Linked DNA regions of Homo sapiens: region 1 is linked to region 2. A link is an interaction called in ENCODE POLR2A ChIA-PET data of the cell type or tissue named here. Cell type or tissue: A673. All regions are shown on one strand. Each heading gives the region's core, and the rest is flanking DNA. Links, peaks and the distances in the headings are about the cores only.

The links. ChIA-PET counts read pairs that join two places held together with the same protein. Peaks named below come from ENCODE experiments on the same cell type or tissue, not always from the same donor. Only the 100,000 strongest peaks of a DNase experiment are listed, where the experiment ranks them.
Region 1: POLR2A ChIA-PET joins it to region 2 with 10 read pairs; 2 of 35 experiments call an interaction of 5 or more read pairs at or near these places.

Annotation. Positions count from the first base shown.
Region 1 is chrX:118,102,471-118,110,701 of GRCh38, reverse strand. All of the region lies in intron 1 of KLHL13 (kelch like family member 13), which reads left to right. Among named protein-coding and RNA genes, the nearest start is that of KLHL13, 10 kb to the left of the region's middle. In A673, for the core only: no CTCF peak of the experiment used is centred there; no DNase peak of the experiment used is centred there.
Region 2 is chrX:117,969,796-117,978,026 of GRCh38, reverse strand. The region is part of intron 2 of KLHL13 (kelch like family member 13); the gene reads left to right. Among named protein-coding and RNA genes, the nearest start is that of KLHL13, 140 kb to the left of the region's middle. RefSeq lists a silencer at 5,047-5,341. In A673, for the core only: no CTCF peak of the experiment used is centred there; a DNase peak (open chromatin) is centred at 5,146; H3K4me3 peaks cover 2,531 bases; H3K27ac peaks cover 2,965 bases.

The DNA of each region.
Region 1 (8,231 bases), core at 1,659-6,658, 130 kb before region 2:
GAAATCTGTATTAAGAGCAAGAGAAGGCCGGGCATGGTGGCTCACGCCTGTAATACCAGCACTTAAGGAGGCCGAGGCGGGCGGATGATAAGGTTAGGAGATCGAGACCATCCTGACCAACATGGTGAAACCCTGTCTCTACTAAAAATACAAAAATGAGCTGGGCGTGGTGACATGTGCCTGTAATCCCAGCTACTTGGGAGGCTGAGGCAGGAGAATCGCTTGAGACAGGGAGTTGGAGGTTTCAGTGAGCCAAGATCGTGCCACTGCACTCCAGCCTGGTGACAGAGCGAGACTCAGTTTCAAAAAAAAAAAAAAAAAAAAGAAAAAGAAATAGAAAAGTAGAAAAGAGAAAGGTAGAAAACAAATGAGACATGATTCCTGACCTTCCTTAGCCCCAGCGCCCTGCATGGTTACATGGGGACATGAGTGTGCGTTACAATTCTTTATTTTCCTCTGTAAACTTGACATCATTAAGATTAAAAACATGCAAAGGAAAACCCAAGAGTTAATTGAAAACTCTTCTTAGCGTCCATGATATGAATTGGGTTTTAATTATCCTAACACAACCCCCCTCAGTATTATCTTTATATAACATCTTGACAGCCTTTTCCTTTCTAACTAAACTAAAACAACATGGATTTTCTTGTTCTTTACCAATACACAATTGGTGTATTTTCTTTTGTTTTTGGTAGAGATGAGGTCTCACTATGTTGCCCAGGCTGGTGTTGAACCCCTGGCCTCAAGTGATCCTCATGCTGTGGCCTCCCAAAGTATTGGGATTACAGGCATGAGCCACTGTACCTGGCCTGTTTTTTTTTCCTTCGGTTTTGTGGGGTTGCCAGTAATTACATGTCTCAAAGGATTTTTTCTGCAGTTTTCTTGCAGTTGAAAACTAGTCCTTGAAACTATTCTGCCAATTCATTCAACAAATACTTATTAAGTGCCTATTATATTCCAAGCATTGTGCTAGTCTAAACAAATAGAATCTCTGTCTAGTGCTCTTTCCATTACTTTGGGTCCTTCAAAGTGGAGCACATGTACTGATTGAGCAGGGTGGTGACAAGGTGGTGCTCCCAGGAGCCACAAAATAAAGCAGCTTGTATTTTCTTGAAGCATCTGTTTTACACAGAGATTTAGGAGAACATTAACTGGTAGCTATTTAAAAATCTTTAAACAAATTCAGATACATTCTGCCTTAGAACGCAATATTCATAGAAAATCTGAGGCAAACCCCAATATTTCAGAGAAAGTCTCTGCTTGCAAGGGCAGCTGTGGTAACCCTGAGATGACCCTTTGGAAAGCACTGAGGTGGTGCTGTACTGCCCGAATCTGTTCTTTTAGTCAAACACCCAAACATTTTCATAGCCGTAAATTCCCATGATGACCTGTGGGAAAGTTAATGGACATAAATGTTTTTCTCTGTTGCGCAATTTCAAGGGTACATGTTGGTTACCCTTGGTCTAATGGTCTAAATCTAAACATGTGTTGAGTTCTTACAGAGTTTTTAATGTTGGTGGGTAATGGCTAAGAGTGACTATGAAGGACCTGCCTAGGGAATGATATTTTCAGAATAGAGGTTATTAGGCCTGACGCAGTGGCTCACTCCTGTTATCCCAACACTTTGGGACGCCTAGGCGGGAGCATTGCTTGAGCCCAGGAGTTCAAGACCATCCTGGGCAACAAAGCGAGACCCTGTCTCTATAAGAACAAAAAAAAATTTAAAAATTAGCTGGGCATGGAGGCACACGCCTATAGTCTCAGCTACTCGAGAGGTTTAGGCAGGAGGATCCCTTGAGCCCAGGAGTTCAAGGTTGCCGTGGGCTACAATCACACCACTGCTCTTCAGTCTGGGTGACGGAGTGAGACCCTGTCTCAAAAAAAAAATCTAAAAAAATTTTTAAAAAAGGCTAGAGGTTATTAGAACACAAGGACCACAAACTTAAAGCAGCACAGTTCATGGTGTCAAAGCTTTGCCTTGTTCTGTGCACACTTGCCTGTCTCACTGATTTGAAGTTCACTTTTGCTAACTTTAAAGCTGCTTTCATTTACAGCATAGTATACAAATTGGTTTGTTAATTGCTGGCCACTGAAATAGTTAATACTAGAAGAAAGTTGTCAAGGATTAAGTGCTTTGAGGTTGATAAAAGGTTTCTACAGTTTGAGATGGTTTTGAAAATAGGCCAGCAGAGCATTGGAGGAATGCCTGTTACAACGTGATGGTTTAATTTGCTCCAGATGAGAAAGATGAAGAAGAAAAAGGCAAGTGAAGAAAGGGGGTGAAAGTAAATGGAGTAAGTCAAACACTAAATCTTTCAACTGATTTTCATTATTGCAGTCCCACTTTCATTGTTGTTGTTCCATGCCAGACATAGTTCACAGGGCCTGACATTGTTATATTGTTGTGTTACTGCTCAAATCTTGTAAGGACATGGGTATAGAGGATTGTGATTAGTGGATGGTCTTTATCGTCTACAGGTGAAGTGCTTTTACAGTCTATTCAGTAAAAGGAGATAAGAGTTTTGCTTGTAGTTTGTAGAGTTTTCTTTCTTGGTCCCACTTTTAAAAAAATGGTGATACATTTCTAAAGATCACTTCATTTCAACAAAGTTTTCTGTTCCACTCTTGGATGTTTCTTTTTTCTTTTAAGACAGGGTCTCATTCTGTCACTCAGGCTGGAGTGCAGTGGTGCAAAGTCAAGGCTCACTACAGCTTCAACCTCCCAAGTTCAAGTGATCTTCCCACCTCAGCCTCCCAAGTAGTTGGGACTGCAGGTGCATGCCACCACGCCTGGCTAATTTTATGTATTTTTTGTAGAGACAGGGTTTCACCATGTTGCTCAGGCTGGTCCTGAGCTCAAGCAATCCTCCTGCCTCAGCCTCCCAGTTTGCTGGGATTACAGACATGAGCCACTGCACCTGGCCTCACTCTCAGATATTTCTTAGTGGAAAGGCAGTAGAGCTTAATGGCTATGATCTTGAACCCTGGAATCATAGGCTTGGGTTCAAATCCTGACTGCCTTTTGTTGGGCAACTTGCTTCACCTCTCTGAGCCTTGTTTATCTCCCTTGTAAACTATCTCATCTAGTTTAAGGATTAAATTAATAATGCGTATAGAGTGCTAAGCACACTTAAGCCACATATGAAATATAACTATACTTATTATTATTTTCATAGATTTGTGGCTAAATTAGTTGATAACTTGGAGCATACTATAGGACCTTGGCCAATCATATATGAAGCAGAAATGTGAGGGGAAATTGTGTGTCTTCTTTGTTTATATTGTCTTAATCCTAGCTGGAATGCTATTTTTCGAATGTGCATCTCGTAAATGGTGAGTAGACTGTTTAGAAGTAACACTAGTTTTCTGGCAGACAAGAAAGTTTATGGTGAATGTTGGCTTATTACTTACTCAAATATGGCATCACATTGATTCCAAGAAAAATGTCAGTTTTTAATACAATTAGCCCAATATATATTTAAATGTGATACTGTTTGGGTTAATAGGATTTTAAATTTTAATATCCATTTTGAAGGAAAAGGGTTATGCAGGATAATGTATACTATGAACAATGTTATCTTTTAAACATGAAAACATTTGGTTTTCTGATAATCACAGGGGTCACACATTTTTCTGATTTATCTCTAATTGTTCCAGATTTTAAGTCCCCAAAGAAGAAAATACTGAAGCATTTGTAATAGTTAAGCCATTGGGAAGAGGTATAATTCTGTTGTGAATAATGTCTTCCTATGGATTTTGAGTTGTTATGGTTATTTCAAGTTTTTATCATGGTTACTGTAATAACAAATCAAATAATACCCTAAGAGAAGATAAAAGTTTGATAGTACCTTTGATAAATGAATGGATAAGTCTAAATGGAGTATTGAGAACAGCTTTAGGTGTTAGAGGGATAGACTAATCTTTTAAGTTGAGAGTACATGAATCTACCTTTCCTACTTTCTTACATGATGCCCTTTAGTTCCAATGTCAGACAAATGATGAGAGAGATAATCCTTGGTGATGAAATGCCACAGGTGCACAGAAGGGAAAAGACCAGGTAACATATTGGTCATATACTGTATATTCACAGGTTTTTATGACCGTTATTAAGATAATGTATATTCAAGTGCTTGAAAAGCTTAGCTCACTATATTGATGAAATATATTATTTATTAGCAGTGATGTCTACATTTATAAATAGTGATCATTCTCAGTATCATTTGATGATAAAAAGGCAGTATTCAAATTTATATATTTTTTAGAAAAATTAGACTTACTCTACCATTAGGTCATTAGCTCAAACCTTAAATAAAGATAATACCCTTTATTTTTAGAGCATCTTTCTTTTGAAGCATGATTAACTGTTCTTATTCTGTTTATTCCTGTGGAATATGCACAATGAGTTTAAGTAAATTGCAGAAGGGTTACATCCTGTGAGGTGGAGCTAAGAGTAGGCCTTTAGTTTCTAATCCAATGCTTTTGTACTAATGATATAAAAAGCTCTTGGCCGGGCGCGGTGGCTCATGCCTGTAATCCCAGCACTTTGGGAGGCCAAAGCGGGCGGATCACGAGGTCAGGAGATCGAGACCATGGTGAAACCCTGTTCTACTAAAAATACAAAAAAAAAAAAAAAATAGCTGGGCGTGGTGGCAGGTGCCTGTAGTCCCAGCTACTCGGGAGGCTGAGGCAGGAGAATGGCGTGAACCTGGGAGGTGGAGCTTGCAGTAAGCTGAGATCGCGCTACTGCACTCCAGCCTGGGCGACAGAGCGAGACTCCATCTCAAAAAAAAAAAAAAAAAAAAAAAAAAAGCTGTTTAGACCAAAGGATCCTTTAATATCTGTAGCCTTTCAATTGATGGGGTTAAAGCAAAATGTCAGTAATTGTGATAGCAATTTGGTATTTATCAAAATGAGTTTTGGATTCAGTAAGAATTTTATAAGTACTTTTGGTATCATATAGGTACAGTATCCACGTGAACATTTATGAACAAGCAATTATACGTAAAGCACTCTACTAGGAGGGAGAAAATGTATTCACTGCCCTGAAATAGGTTACAGTCTTGCCAGGGGCAACAGAGAACATGAGTCAATTTGATATCGGCCAATACTAATATTATTACCAAGCAGCCAGTGACTAATAAATCATTATTGCACTCATTATGAGCCTGGGACCCTTCCAAGTGCATCTGATGCATTGATACATTTAAACCACATAACAATACTATGAGGTAGAAACTATTATTAGCCCCACTTTACAGATGAGGAAACTGAGGCATATAGATGCTGGATAACTTGCCTGTGGTTACACACCTAATATGTATAAGAACTAGGAGTAAAATCCATGTAGTCTGATTCTTGAGTCTATGCTTTTAACCACAACACTTCCTTTCATGCTATCTCTGACAGAGGCCATTATATAACAGAGCATGATATCTAAAAAAGGCATGTTAGAAAACAGATTCTAGAGAAATAAAGAGAAATGATCAGATGAGGGTGTTAAAGTTGGAAAGATAGTTTGAAGAAGGCACTTTTAAAGGAGGTCTTATTGAAAAGCAAGGAACGTATTTCTGAATATTTCAATGCTCAAAGCTATGTGTACATATGTGCATGTGTGTGCACAGGTGTGTGTTGGTATATGTGTGTGGGCGTGTTTATTTTAAACTGGAAAAAAACTTTAGAGGTTAAAACAAATTGACAATCTTTTTACTGACAGCTAATCAGAGCTCTGTTTTTGTGTACAATATTTTGACTTCACAATCCTGTGTCGAAAAAAATATTTAACGGCTTTATTAAGATATAATTCACTCATCATACAATTTACCTGTTTAAAGTAATATAATTCAGTAATGTTTAGTATACTCACAGAGCTGAGCAACTGTCACCACAATTTTAGAACATTTTTATCACCTCAGAAAGAGAAATTTGTTTTGAAACAAATGTGGCCACAAAGAGGATGGAACTAGTGTGTCTGTTGGTACTACTGCTTGTCTATCAAAATGTTCATGATTTATGCTCAGTCTAACACAGACCTCATGCTGTTTTTCTGCAGTCTAGCTCCAAATTGCTGTAGAGCTCCTCCTCCTTTGAATTTAATTTTGATCGGTGACAGTCTTTCAAGGCAGTATGTATTGATCTAATTTTGAATTCTCAATTCAAGTTGATTGTATATTTGTATTTGTCATAAAGGTATTGATCTTAGTTCTAAATAGCAAAGCCAGACTCGTATTTAAAACAAAACTGCTAAACCCACTAGTATGAGTGGCTACCTCCTTGTCTGTGTATGCTCTATAGTGGGCCAGAGCCAAAGATTTCTGAGAAATTTTATGTGTATACACTGATATTTTTAATTACTTCTAAAAGTTATACCTGATATAGGTTACTAGTGGACAGATGATTGAGGTAAAAGCAACTCCTCCACGCCATTTTTTTTGGCTGGGGCATAGTATTGGGGTGGTGTGTTATGGAAAATGTCTTTTTTTTGAGACAGGGTTTCATTCTGTTTTCTAGGCTAGAATGCAGTGGCATGATCACAGCTTACTGTAGCCTTGACCTCTGGGGCTCAAATGTTTCTTCCACCTCAACCTCCTGAGTAGCTGGGAACACAGGCGCACATCACCATGCCTGGCATTTTTTTTTTTTTTTTTTTTTTTTTTAGTGGAAATGAGGCCTCGGTATGTTGCCCAGGCTGTTCTTGAACTTCTGGGCTCAAGTGGTCCTCCCACCTTGGCCTCCCAAAGTGCTGGGATTACAGGTGTGAGCGACTGCATGTGGCTGAAAAATGTCTTATAAAATGTATTCCATGATACTATGTACAGATAGTATGAAATAACTGGAATTAAAAAAAATTCGGCCACTGACTTTTCAGCTATTTAGGGTTCAAAAAAGATACAGTTAGTGTTTATAGTCAAGGACTGTGTTTCTGTCCAGTGGGAGTTACCAAACCAAATATCTCTGTGTGTGTTGGGGGAGGCAGGCTGTTCCCAGGTCTTCATTAAAGTAATAAGCTACAGTCAGTGTTATCTTTCAGACTAAATAATTACTATTTCCTTTCTATTATTAAAAAATGACCTTCAGACATAATTAAATGTCTTAAAGAACATAGGTGTCTTTTAAAATGTGTTAATCTTAGGTTGCTCTCTTTTTCTTCTTACAATTTTTCTTACTTTTAATTTTACCGAATTTTTCTTTCAGAATGATCTTGAAATGTCATTTTACACTTTTTCAGTATTTTTAAATGCCTATTATCTACTTGGGTTGTTTCTACTCAGGGGCCAAAGTAGTTTTAGTTGAAGTTAAAGTGAGTTGATAAAATGATTTCCTGTGAATCTTAAGTAAAGTTTTTATTTGCATAGATGGAATTTCTGCTTTGCCATGTATGGCAAAAGGTGTGGTGATCTCACAGCTAGTAGGTAGGATAAAATCAATTAAGGTGGCACTGCTGTCACTAGAATAAAAAATCTATGCATACCTTTATATTAATTAGATGAAAGCTCCTCTTTATCACTAAGCTCAACAGTTGACATCACCTGGAGTCAGGGAGTCAGGTGCCGTGGAGTTAAAAACAGAAAGCATGCTCGATTTAGAAATTCTGGCATATATGTATGATGCTACCTTTTCTCACAACTAGATTTTGGTTATTAAGCCATTGTGATATTGGGCTATGTTAAAAGACATTAGAAACCTGTTCATTTAAGACAAGCCAAATTGGTCTGATATAAGAGGGTCATGCTGAATGAGAAAGTATCACATAATTTAGGAGAGAGGATTTTGAGTAATGTGAATATTGAGTTTTCTGTGACTTGGTATATCATTTATTGATTTTAAAAAATGAACCCATTACATTATACTCATAAACTATTACTTCACAATAGTTTGATTTTCTGCTTAAATCAGTGCCTAAAATGGTAAAGTCTTAAATGGTTTAGAATGACTCTGCATGTAGGTTAGGTCCATCTACCTGTTTTATATGGGGATCTGCTTTATCTGCACATAAAGAAGATTCGCTAGCTTTAATTAGCCTTACTATGTAGGGCAGCACTTTCTCTAATGAGAGAAAATGAGGTATTTTACACAAATTAATTCAACAGAAATTAGTGACTACCTTCTTTAAACCAGGTGATGGGGATGCAGTGGTGAACAAAGTTCTATCTTCATTCTATGAGGTACTCACAGCATTATATGCACTCTCTTTGTTCTTTTCTAAGAACATTCCATTCAAAGGAATAGGAAAA
Region 2 (8,231 bases), core at 2,171-7,170:
CTACATATCTGAGTATCTAGTAAGAAATTTTAAATGTATCTGATAGTTTCCTGAAACAAATAAAGGAGACACACATGCACGAATATATAGTCATATATGTGTTTAAGAGATACACACAAACACACATGCATGTAAGTGTATAAGTGTACATAGCCATGAATGTGAACAATTTTATTTCCTGTAAGAAGGAACCCTTAATGTATCAAGAATTTTGCTTTGCTGTCCAGAATTTTGTGTGTGTTTTAAAGGGTTTAACCGTCCTATTTGGTTGCTATCCAAGTACTTTTACTGATTGGTGGAACATAAACAAAGCACACAATTTGGCATGATCTGCAGTCTTGTCTAAGCATTGTGAATAACATGGATATTTTAGATTAATCTGAAGAGACATTTCAGAACTGAAAAGATTACACAGTGCCTGTTCATACAAACTCTGGCTAGGGCTATTAGTCTTTAGCTGTACCTACCACAGGATTAACCAAAACTTGCATGAAAAAGTAGATAATTTCTTAGGGGACATCAGGAAAAAAATGGAGCAAGAGATTAGAAACATGATATATTAGTTCATTTGGTGAGGTGGTACTGGTGACAAACTATACTAGTCAGTTAGCAAATTAAGTTTTACTATAAAATTATTTAGGAACATATGCATTGAGAAAAAAAATCAGAGTATTGGCAATATATTTACGTTTTCTCTTATACTGTGACTGCTTAAATTATATTTTCTTCCTGAACATTCTTAAACATCTTCTGGAATTAAGATTTTGGAAATGGTTCTTCATGCACAGCTTTTCTTTTATGGTGTTTTTCTCCCACTTCTATTTTTCAGTGAACATATAATTGGAGGAGTTGATATCTCTTTGTAATCCTGTTTCTTTAGAATACATTGAGACATTTATAGAGTGTGGTTCACTTCAAATAGAAACATGCATCTTGTGGAATGGTCTCATTGGGAAGAACAGTAGGGATTCTACAAGAGTCCTATACTAGGAGATTGAAATTTGGTTTCTAGTTTCTCTTTTGCTGCTAGCTTGTGATACAACATTGGGCAAGTTAGCTTCTCTGGGTTTCAGTGTTTTCGTTTATACAATGAGGGTACTGAGAAAAATGAATTCTTAGAGTCCTAAAATTTCAACAAATCTTCTCCTTTTACATTCTAAGAGTTGGCTCTTTTTGTAGCCTTGGCCAAGACCCATCATTGTCCTTTGTTTGTTACGTCTCTGAACTGTGCATTTCACAGGTATTTTTTAACTGATTAGTTAATGTTCATAAAATGCGTCGAAGAGCTTTTATGTATGTTGTCTTTCTCTCCTGTTTTATGCAATTGTACATAATAGAAGCCAAGTGTTCTGTAATCAAAATAAGTGTTTCCTACGATGTGACCAAGGGTTTTTTGACATTTGCTATTCTAAATATTAAAGTAGTGGGACACTGAGCCTGCATAAAATTATATTTAAAATATATGTTGAATCATTTTTGTTCATTCCATAGGTGAACATATTTTTAGTTCTAGAATGTAATGGGAATTATAATTACACTCCATAGTTATGACTGGATTCTCCACCAGGGTAGTAACATCTGATTTGTTTGGATGCTGCCAACTTGTAATTAGGATGATTTTACCTGGCTGAAGTTTATTTCTAAATAATATGTGAGGAATAGTGTTGTTAAGTGAATTAATAGTGTAAAGTGTTGTTCATGAACTGTATTTCTGATTAAAGGGATTATTTTTAAGGACTTTGGCATAATAGTTGTTTGCTCATGAGAGGTAATTATAAGTGACTTAATAATTTATTAAAGGAAAAGTAAGAACTGAATATATATACATCTCCACCATCAGATATAATGCTTTTAGGGTTTTAGGTGTTTTAGAGTGCTGAGGATGGGGTGTAGGGAGGCAGCCTTACTTTCTTTTCATGCTGAACAAATATTAAAATTATTGGGGTACCACAAAAACAAATATTAAATATTAAGTCTGCAAGGAATCTAGACTGAAAAATTGACCTGGAAGATTCATGGTATTAGATAGCTTCTTTGGAGCCCAATGAAATTCGACAAAAGTATGTTGTTTTTTTTGAATCAGTTGATTGTTTATAGAAGAATAATAACTTATAGAAGGATATTCTTATAGAAGAATAATAATCTTTACAATAAAATGATCTTCACTTGTTTGTGGTGGTTCCCTTTTTGGGAATTTGGAAAACTCTACCTTAACTTGCCTGTTTTCCACTCATCAATGTTTGAGAAGTCTTCATAGACAGATAAACTCCTGGAAACACTTCACTACCATGTTTTTTACACAGGTTTTTGGATCTTCATTCTCAGAAGGTGAAGTAGACCAGGCACGGTGGCTCACGCCTTTAATCCCAGCACTTTGGGAGGCCAAGTCGGGTGGATCACCTGAGGTCAAGAGTTCGAGACCAGCCTGACCAGTATGGTGAAACCTTGTCTCTACTGAAAATACAAAAATTAGCCAGGCATGGTGGCAGGTGCATGTAATCCCAGCTACTCAAGAGGCTGAGGCAGGAGAATTGCTGCAACCTGAAAGGCAGAGGTTGCAGTGAGCCTGGATTGTGCCACCGCACTCCAGCCTAGGTGACAGAGGGAGACTCCATCTCAAAAAAGCAAACAAACAAAAAGATTCATAAGCTGGAAAATGATTGAGTCTCTTTTCTAAAACATCACCTCCTTACTACATAATATATAGCTGCTTTATGTTTTATATTTTTAAATGTTTGCAAATGCTTCGGGTTTTGAAAATTTGTTTGAAACTCACTGTGGAATAAGACATTTCAAACTTGATGTGTTCATACATGTGTGTGGCTGTGTGTGTGTGTGTGTGTGTGTGTATGTATTTCTCCTTCTTTGGATTTCAAACAAGTTGCCCCTGCTGATTATACCTGAGGCCTTTTTGCTATATAACCATTAAGGATTATTGCAGAAAGCCTTCTAATGTAAAATATTGACTATAATTTATGTGTATTAATGGCAGGTTAAAAAAAACTTTTAAATATATTTTGGCCACTAGCGCATTGATAAATATTCCTTTCTCTGACTCATTTGACAATTTCTGTGAGTCTGTTTTGTGTGCAAGTACTAAAAGGAGTTGGATATGTAATTTAACCCTTTAAAATGCTTGACTGGGTTTTTGGGGGCTGTTTCTTTTGTATGATAGGTTGAATAAAAATTGTATGTAAGGTAATGATGGCTGACATAATTTTAATATTTACAAAGTTCATATATTACTTGTCAATCTTTCAAAATAAGCTTTCTCTTTCCATATATGTATGTATGTGTATATGTACATACTGCATGTACATATATGTTTTGTGCTTCACAGGAAAATAGTAGTTTGTCTTTTTGCCTTGATATTGGTCTGTATCTTAAAAGGAAGGCATTTGTGATTATGTTAGTTGATTTCATGCTGTATTTCTTATATACTAAATTTGGTATTTTGGAATTTTTGAAAATAGTTCCTTACTGTAGAAACATTCATGTGTGTTTCTAAAATACAGATGAAAAAGCCTCTTAGGGGACTAAATCTCAATCTTTAAAAACTAGGAATAATTTGGAAAGAATATTCGAACGCTAACTATTTAAGTTGGAAGCATGAGTTTATTGTTTGGATACAGACTTGAAAGTAAATATGAGCTTTGTTCCTGCAGTGATTTTTTAAAAATAGGTAGTTGCTTTCATGTCAATCATGATCTGCCTTTACTAAGCTTGCATTGATGGAAATGGATAATTCTGTTTTTAGGTAGAAGCAGAAGGGTACTATGATTGTGAATTGCCTATATCAGAAGTAAAATTCTTCAGCCTGTAAATAAACAGTTCAGCATAATACTCATTTAACCTATATTCACTTTTTAGAATTGTGTAGAAAATTTGTGAGTTTGTTTTGGTGCTTTAAACAGAAGCTTAAAAGTCACTTTCAGGGCATTTACAACGCTATTTTCTGGCAGTATTTTGAAACAATATAGATGAGCCCTTTATTTGCCATTGCTTTCATGAAATACCTCAAGCTGCCTTTGACAGCAGCTTCAATTTTTGAACCTCCTTGACAATCGCTAATCCCTATAGGTTACCGGACCCGCTGTTGAGCTTTGGAGTGGTCCCTGCTGGACACCTGCTTGGCCAGCAGTGTTGGTCTTTCCTCTAGGCAATTTGTGAGCTGTCTGCGGGGGAGGGAGGGGAGGAGTGGGGGGGGTGGTGAACAAGAGGGGAAAGGGGAGAGAAGGGGAGGGCAGTATTGAATTAGATTGTTGATAGCGTCCCTCTGAGGACTGCTATTAAGAGCATGCTACTCTGTACTTCGCTGCTGCAGAAGAGAGAGTGATATTTGTGTTACTACAGCATGTTGTAAATGTGTGAGATTTTGCTCATCTCAGCTTGGAAATAAGAATAGGGAAAGGAGAGCAACTTGAATCAGAAGCTACTAGAAGAACCTGCAGAGTTCTGAAGCAGTTTATATTCTTCTTACATTTTGCCTTCTCCTAGCTGGAAAGCAGAGGGACTGGAATTTTTGAAACGGGCTTTTCCCATAATGGCATTCTTGATTTGTGTGGCCAGAGCTTGCACAGGAGGAAAGCAGGCTGCTGAATTTAGTCACTGATCTCTATTAGCGGTAGCCTAAGGCTATGCTGAGGTTTATATCCCATTTGTATTGTTGCAGCTCAAAAGAAGATTGTTCAGAGGATGACAAGTGTATTCTGAGTAGGTATGTTGTTGTTTCATTTTCATATGAAACCCATCTATGTTTTTTCTTGCTACTATTGGTCAGAAATCAGGTTAATAGGTGCAGAATATAGTACAGTGCTGCAGTATCCCTGTTAAGGTAGAACAATGGTATTGCAAGCTTAAAAAAAAAAAGCCTGGCTGCTTTTATTAAATAAAGCTGCATTGTATGGTATGCACAGTGCAGTCCTAAAAAAATATACTGCAGTCAACGCTTTTCTGGCACTATTGTTGAGTTGGAATGATTGAATCATCATATTGCTTTAGGGGACAGAAGAATTTAAGGAGGTACCTTACAGCCCTATTTTACAGATTGGAAGCATCGGTTTAAGGGCACTGGCAGAATCCTTTGCTTGTTCTCCGCGGCAGCCACTGCTGTGTCAGTACAGTGTGGAATGGAAGTCTTAGTTGGTAGTCTGTTATGGAAACGCTCTTTACTGTTATTGTAGTACCGTGGTGACAACATGCCATTGAAATGGAAAACGAGCTCTCCTGCTATCTGGAAATTCCCAGTTCCTGTGCTTAAAACATCCAGGTCAACTCCACTTTCTCCAGCATACATGTAAGTGAGAGAAAATAGGATATTAAAGTGGGATTTCATTCATGAATCTACCTTGTGGCAAAATGGGGGCGGGGGAGCCCCCAAACAGCAACATCCAAAAACCTACAGGATTAAAAACCTCAAGCTTGCTTACATTTAAAGATGTTGGCATGCCCACACTTCATCATTGTTTTGTTTTTCTAAAGTTTATGTTTATTTAAAGTGTTTAATGGTAATCTAATTACCAGTGTGAAAGTACAAAGGCATACCTAAGGAATTGCAAAAGAATTAACTTTAATATTTAACATATGTTGGATTTGTTTGAATTTTTGAATATCTAAAACACTTAGGATGACTTCTTTTGTGTAATGGCATTAAAAATTGATGATTGATGGTGGTGTGTTAAATATGGTAATGCCTCTTTACTATTTTTTCATGAATTAAAAACAGAGTTAACATTGATCAGAAAATGAGTCTTTTAATTGAGACTTTTATACTTTAGTTGTGTATGAATATTAATATGTTTGATAGTACATCTTTCTCAGTTTTATCATTCAAGTTCTGAAGTGTAAGTTTGAATTTGTGCAAATTATATCTCTATGAGCAGTTATATTATGGGGATTGAAAAAGTATTCTACAAATGTCTGTTTTAAAAATGTATTTTAAGTAAATACGTACTGAAGTGCACTGGGAAGTCTTTCTAGAAGTTTTCAAAATTTTTGAAAATCTTTTTAAATTTGCAGTGTTGCTTTAAAGGCAAAATCCAGGAGATATAATAAAATGTTCTTTTAAAGTATTGTTCATGATCCTTTTTGGTGGAGGAAAACCGAATCTTTTTTTAAAGAAAATATTAGTACGAGAAAAGCTTTTGAAAAGAATGTTTTAAATTTGAGTGTTATTTTTAAAATATTTATCAGTAGGAAAAATGTGGAAAACTTCTCCTGCCTTAGTTTAATTGTGTATTTAGAGCTGTGGTGAGTTGCCATTTTTTAACTTAGTTTTTGTTTTATGTGAGGTAGAGATGCACAATTATATCTATCTCTTTCTTTGAAACCCTTTCAGATGCTGAGGAAGTGTGGTTATGCTCTCAGTCCAAAAGAAGCAATTCCCTGGAAAGTGTTGAAAAATGAGGCCATTTCAGAGTTAAATCCTGTGGTCATTTTATTTTCAGATTTTTTAATGCTCCTTTCCGTTTATGCTCCAGGATATTTTTATCTCTTTGGGTGTTAAACTTTATGAAGTAAAAAAAAAAATAGGCTAGTTTGTAAAAATAAACCAGCTATATTTGTTTTTCAAAAACTGTTTGTCAAAAGCACAAATTAATGGAGGTGACAAGTTAATGGAGGTGAGAAGTTAATGGAGCTCTTTCACATAATTCGAGAAAATAGGATGCTTCCTGACTTTATGCATCTTAACTGGCAAGAAATGACTAAAGATTTACCAAAAGCAACTTTATTATAAAAACAAAACAAAACAAAACCTCACTAAAATCAGGTTACAATTATAATGGTTATTAATGTTTCTAATATTCCTACTATATTTGATTGTCTAAAAGATCCAAATTGCAGCCCTTATTGCCCCTGATTTGTCGATTTTTAGAGATGGTGAAATAAATCCCCATGTTTTATTAAATTCATGCCAGCCACAAGCTCAGATACAACTCAACACAACATTTTAAATTAATCACTTTCTTCCTTTTAAGTGCTTACCTCTTTGACCTGATGATATGAGTGAATCAATTTAGAAGATAGAACCTACAAAATATAATAGATCTTGCATGTTGACTGTTGGTTGTTGGTAGTACACATAGGTAGAATGGAAAAATATATTCAAAGAGCTTATGGTAGGCTGAAGTATTTTGACATTGTAACAGACTATTTTGACATTACAACACTCTATATTATTGAATTGGTCTTAACTTATTTTTCTTTTTATGTATATTAATACTTAATAGTAAGTAAATATGCACAGATAGAAATTTATGTGAAATGTAGCAAGACTAGCTTGGGGAGTTTAAATCAGGTTTTTAAATATGTTGTTTAGTTTTTGACCATTTTAGATCACAGTTCATTGCCTCACTTGGCCAAAAATAAAAACATCATGTTTAACATGTTTTTCTCATCAGTACTTCTCTATATTCCTCAACACATTTACACACAAAATGATACTTAAGTATAGCATAATTCCACTTCAAAAATGATAAAGACTGAATTAGATTACTGGGTCAAGTAACATTATATTTGTTCTCACAATTGTTTGGCTGGCAAACATAGGTTTAAATGGTTACTTGTGTCTTTTGGGTCTAAACTCTTTGCACTGAAATAGAATTGTTCAATTCTGACTCCTCAATAAATCGTGATATATAGGAAATTTACCTGTAAAATAATGTATAAGTATTTAAAGTAGTATTTTGAATATAGAATTCTTCATAGGTGATATAAGATCTTTTTGTACGTATGCTTGTGTAGCATCAGTATTGGTTTGTAATGTTTTATCATTACTTACCGTGCTTTGTCAAATATACATTACGTGGTTTTCATTGAAGACTTGAGTACTTTGTCAAAGACTGAAATTTCAATATGAAGTATTTTAGGTAGTAGTAAAAATGTGTTATAGTGATTGAGCATGTGTGGGAAAAATCTAAACGCTCCATGGTCTCTTTCTAAACCCAGTGTATGTGCTGCTTTGCTGTAGCTCTTCCATTGATGCTACAGATAGGGCAGTACTGCTGTGCTAGTGAAGGCTACAATAGAGAACATTTTACTTACTGCAAACATCGAGCAGCAAGACTATTACTTTTTTCCTTGTGGGTTTAAAGTCCATGTTTGTTTTCTTTCTGTTTGTTTAGAACTTGAATGACAGTTGAAATGTCCCAACATTTTTAAGTTTTCTTTATGATGAAGACTATAGTATTTGTGGCAATATTAGTAGAAATAGCATCTTATATAGTATAAAG